2 separate regions of the Homo sapiens genome follow, and region 2 is linked to region 1. The links are chromatin loops, found by intact Hi-C in ENCODE. Cell type or tissue: tibial artery. All regions are shown on one strand.

What was found. A loop is a pair of places that touch in the nucleus more often than their neighbours do. Peaks named below come from ENCODE experiments on the same cell type or tissue, not always from the same donor. Only the 100,000 strongest peaks of a DNase experiment are listed, where the experiment ranks them.
Region 2: it touches region 1 in a loop (2.6-fold over the local background); 5 of 110 quality-filtered maps call a loop at or near these places.

What each region holds. Positions count from the first base shown.
Region 1 is chr3:42,253,399-42,255,898 of GRCh38, forward strand. LOC105377048 (a long non-coding RNA gene) reads left to right here. Exons shown (of 4, transcript XR_940772.3): 4 at 59-96. Among named protein-coding and RNA genes, the nearest start is that of CCK, 12 kb to the right of the region's middle. RefSeq lists an enhancer at 2,340-2,500. In tibial artery, no CTCF peak of the experiment used is centred here; DNase peaks (open chromatin) are centred at 1,073 and 1,723; H3K27me3 peaks cover 1,408 bases.
Region 2 is chr3:42,423,706-42,426,205 of GRCh38, forward strand. No RefSeq gene overlaps it. Among named protein-coding and RNA genes, the nearest start is that of LYZL4, 14 kb to the left of the region's middle. In tibial artery, no CTCF peak of the experiment used is centred here; no DNase peak of the experiment used is centred here.

The DNA of each region.
Region 1 (2,500 bases):
GGGGAGAGAGGGTAATGGAGGAAATTTTTGTTTCTTAAAAGAATTTTTTTTTTTTTAGAAATAATGTCTCGCTATGTTGCCCAGGCTGGACTTCAACTTCTTGGCTCAAGTGATCCTCCCACCTCAGTCTCTCGAATAGCTGGGACTATAGGCATGGGCCATTGTGCCCAGTTCAGAGGAACCTTTTCAGAGAGGATGGTCAGGACAGCCTCTTTGAGCAGGTAATTTTGGGGTTGAATGAGCTGACAGGTCCAGCCGTGCTTTTGGGAGGGAGAGTGAGCCGGGCAGAGGGAACAGTGGTGCGAAGGCTCTGACTTAGGAGTGAGTTTTGTGTTTTGAAGGAATAGCAAAGAATGCAGTGAGGCTGGAGTGAAGTGAGTGAAGAGGGCAGTGATGAGATGAAGTTAGAGAGGTGGGGGTGATGATGAGGCTGTCTGGGGGAGGTCTGTCCAGTGTGGGCCTTGGGGATGGTGGGGAGTCCAGGGCAGGTGCATTCTCATCTGGGACCCCCTGATCCTAGTTCTGTGGGAAGATATAGATCAGAGCAGGAGACAGACACAAACAGATCATTTTACTATCTGGTGAGAGATGTTTTTGGAACCTAGAACACAGGGGAAATTAGTGAGGCAACGATTTTCTCTCTTTCTGCTTGACTTATGCTTTATTTATCTTCAGGACTAGCCATAATTTGAAGATGCTGGAAAAAAATATTCACAGTCTCTGGAAATCTAGCAAAGTGATCAGGATTCTTTCCTTTGGCACTTCAAAGCAGAGTCAACAAAAAAAGCTGGGGGCGTTTTTTTGTGGTTATATGTTAAAAGTAAGAATGAACTTATACTGTCTTTCTTCCATTTTTCTTTCCTTATACCTGGGTTTGGCTGAGCCTGAGAGCAAAGATTGCCATTTGGGTTCAGTAGGTTGCTGACAAATTAAGTAAAGATTCCCTCATTTGTGGGTCAGATGTCTTACAGCCTGGTTTTGGTGAAGCAAATCTTGGGAGAGTGAATCTTGTCCACCCTCTGGCTGCTGGCCACATGGAGATGTTAGTAATTGCGGGTCAGGGCAGGTCAGATCTCCTAAGCCAAAGGTCCAGAGGTATCAGCGAATGCAGGGACTACCAGGCAATTCTTCATGTCTCAGCCTGGCAAGGAGTTAATTCCAGAGAAAGCTGCAGGTTCCGTCACTAATTCATTGTGTGATCTTGGGCAAGTTTATTATTTGTAAAATGGGAGTGGAGGTAGGGTAGGGTGTGGGCTGAGCCAGAGTGATAGCCATTGCTCTCTTCAGCTTTTAAATTCCAGTGGGTCAACAAAAAGGAAGCTTCTGAGCAACCTTAATTGGCAGAGCTGAGGACACAAACAGCAGGAATAGCTGTAGAGGGATATGGCCTGGGTGGAGTTCCTGCAAGCCCAAGGGATTCCAGGACAGCTAGCAGGAAAAGAATGGTTAGCGAGGGGAAGAGGGATGGAGGGGGAAAAGGTTGGGAGTGATCTTGCCTAGGATCACACAGCTGGGTAGAGGAGGAGGAGGAGGAGGAGGAGGGCAGGGCAGCGGGCATGGCTTTGTGGTTGTGTGAGTTCTGGCCTCTTTAAAGTGGAGTTTAGGAGTGGCTGGCTTCTCTGTAAGAGTTGCTCAGCTTAGTTGCAGAAGCCTGATGTGGACCCCTGAGAAACGGCTGAGGAAGTCCTGGGTTTCATGTCCTGGTTCCAGGGACCCTGCAACAGCAGGTGGCATAGAGATAAGAGCAGGGCCCCTGCAGTTAAAAGGTGCTGTCCTAAATCCAGCATGGCACTGAAAGCATTAGGGGGACAGGTCTTTAGGCTCTCTGCCTCCCCTGCCCAGGGAGCTCCATCAGGCCCCCTCCAAGACTCCACACATGATCACACATGCTGATTCCACCTTCATTGTGTAGGTGCAGCTTCCAGACAAGGCTCAGAGGCCCTTCTCTGCCAGATGGTGGCTCTAAGTCCTTTCATAGAGAAGTTCCAGAACCAGCTGCTTATATCCTGGCACTGCCGTTTGTGGGCAGCATGTGCACCTCCAAGACACTTAACCTCTCTGAGCTCCTGTTTCCTCTTGGAGGAGTGGAATCATGATTACCTTGCAGGATTGGGACTGTCTCCTAGGTTGATGCTTGTGAGAATCTTTGTACAGCACCCAAGAGGAGGCCAGGAATGTTCTTTCCTTTCCCTTTCCTGCATTAGAAGAAGTTGTGAAAGGCTTGGAAGTGGGCAAAGGGGATGACTGGGTGTCCTTTCAGTGGAACACTGGGCATTTATCTGATGCTGCTGGGGTCTGTGTCTTTGACTGGGTGACTTATAATCCCTGGAAAACTGATAGAAATGCAAACAATTCTTGCCTATCAAAACATAAGTGTGGTGGCTCACGCCTGTAATCCCAGCACTTTGGAAGGCAGAGGCAGGTGGATTGCTTGAGCTCAGGAGTCTGAGACCAACCTGAGCAACATAGCAAAACCCCATCTCTCTAAAAAGTACAAAAA
Region 2 (2,500 bases), 170 kb after region 1:
TTCATGACCCATTCAGGACCAATAAGCCTTACTGAAAATTAAACAAAGGCCCTTTACCTTTTCCTATTAATACCAACCAAGAAGTCTGTAGCCAAAAAAGCTAGAAGCCGGCAGTTGCCATCTTGGGACCACAGAGGAGAGTCTTTGTGAAAATGGATTCAACATAAAGTAAGCAGGGCCCTGAAATGAAGAGAGAAACCAGGTCCTGAACACAGCTCTTGAGCCCTACAGTCCAGTCAGATCTACCCCTGGACAGTTTAGTAAATAAATCCTGTGAGCCCAAGGTCAGGAGTTCGAGACCAGCCTAGCCAATATGGTGAAACCCTGTCTCTACTAAAAATACAAAAAAAATTAGCCGGGCGTGGTGGTGCATGCTTGTACTCCCAGCTACTCTGGTGGCTGAGGCAGGAGAATTGCTTGAACCCGGGAGGTGGAGGTTGCAGTGAGCCAAGATGGCACCACTGCATTGCATCCTGGGCGACAGAGCGAGACTCCATCTCAAAAAAAAAAAAAAAAAGTTGTTGGCATGAAGAAGTGAAGGCAGGCCAACTGGAAGGGAAGCATCCTATGTGACTGGTTTGGGGAGCATATTTGGAAAGCTGGTAGTCATTAACCAAGTTCTAATTGTTCTGGTCTGTTTGCTTAAAGTCAGAGTTTTATTGTCATGTATGTTCTGCCCATTATCCATTTATATATTCAGTCCCTCACCATTAAATGATGGGATTCCATAGTTAACCTCTTGTTCCTGCGTTCTATAAATTTTATGTGCCCACCATGTGCCAGGCACTGTAGTGAACAGCACAAAAATGACACTAGCATTCAGGAAAATCTAGGATAATACATAAGAGGAAAACCTAAATTGAATTTGATATTTGGGAAGGAATGGCAGAGGAAGAAACTTGTAACCTAAGGTTTTAACAAGAGTAAGAGTTAGGCAGACAAGGTGGGGGCAGAGGGAGAAGGGAAAGGGAAGAGCGCTCCAGGTGGTGAGGAAGAAGACAAAAGCTATTACATGCTTTCCATACAGAATATTTTTTATTTAATCTGATTTGAAATTTAGCCATGTTCGCAATTTTAATTTGTTGGTTTAAAAAAGCAAGCATGACTTGTCTGTGTTTCCATATTTGTGTTGAAAGAGCAAATAAACCAACAAATCTAGTTCTGTCATATGGTCATATGAAATAAATAAATAAATAAAAATAAATCCTGTGAGCCCATGTTCAAACCAGCTTGAATCACTTGCAACACAAAGCATACTGATAGGTAATCTTAATGCATTCATTCGCTGGATGTTTTGATGGTTCTTCATGCAACTGCCAATTAAACACACAGTGTTGCTATACAAATGTTTTTTATGACCTGAAATTAGCCTTCCACTTTCAGTAAATCCCTTCATTCCTACGGTTAATCCCCAGAATCCATGATAATTAAGTCCCTTTCAATACAAGCTTCCGTCACTCAAATGTGCCAATTATGTTTATTATGTACCACAGGATTGCAAATCATGATATCATTGTATTATACTGCAATAAGTGAGTCACATAAATCTGATTAAAGTAGCCTAGCCTGAGGTTTAACTCTCAGAAACAACTTAACAACACAAGTATTCTGAAATCCAACAATACAATGTTATAATTGTGATTAAAAAAGCAATTTTAATTAAGAGTATTCTTAGGCCTCAGGGATACACATATCATTTTTTCAGACTACAGATTATTGATTTCTGGCAAGCCAGAGAAGGAAGAAGCTCCTGCCAGCCAGATCCCAGGATTAGGGTGATTCCCTATAACCCTAGGGAAAGGGCTTTGCCTCAGCAGTAGAGTTTGGTCTCTGCAACCAGACAGACCTAAAATAAAATCCAGGCTCCTCCACTTATTAACTTATGCCACCTCTGGGTCTCCATTTTCCCATTTAGGAAAAATGGGTGCTAGCCTGGCCAACATGATGAAAGAAATCCCGTCTCTACCAAAAAATGCAAAAATCAGCCAGGTGTGGTATTGCGCACCTGTAGTCCCAGCTACTCAGGAGGCTGAGGTGGGAGAATCACTTGAACCGGGGAGCTGGAGGTTGCAGTGAGCCGAGATTGTGCCAGTGCACTCCAGCCTGGGTGACAGAGTGAGAACTTGTCTCAAAAAAAAAAAAAAAAGAAAAGAAAAGAAAAAGAAAAATGGGTGCATTAACACCTCTCCTACAAAGGTATTAAGAGAATTTGAGAGCCCCTACCTCTCTCCTCCTGCAGAGGTCAGGTTCATCTCTGCCATTCACAAACACAACTCCCAAAGTACTAGGGAATTGACTTATTGCTTTGAATGTTAGCAAAGGAAAAGACTCAAAAATGCGTCATGCTTACCCTGTACACACTGTTACTCAGGGTAACTAAAAAGTTGAGGGGGAGTTTCCTTTTATAGAAGAATGTTTGCAAAAAAATGCAGAAGCAATGATGGAAATAGAACATCACCAGTTTGCAACTGCTAATGAACTAGTGGATTTGGGCACTGAG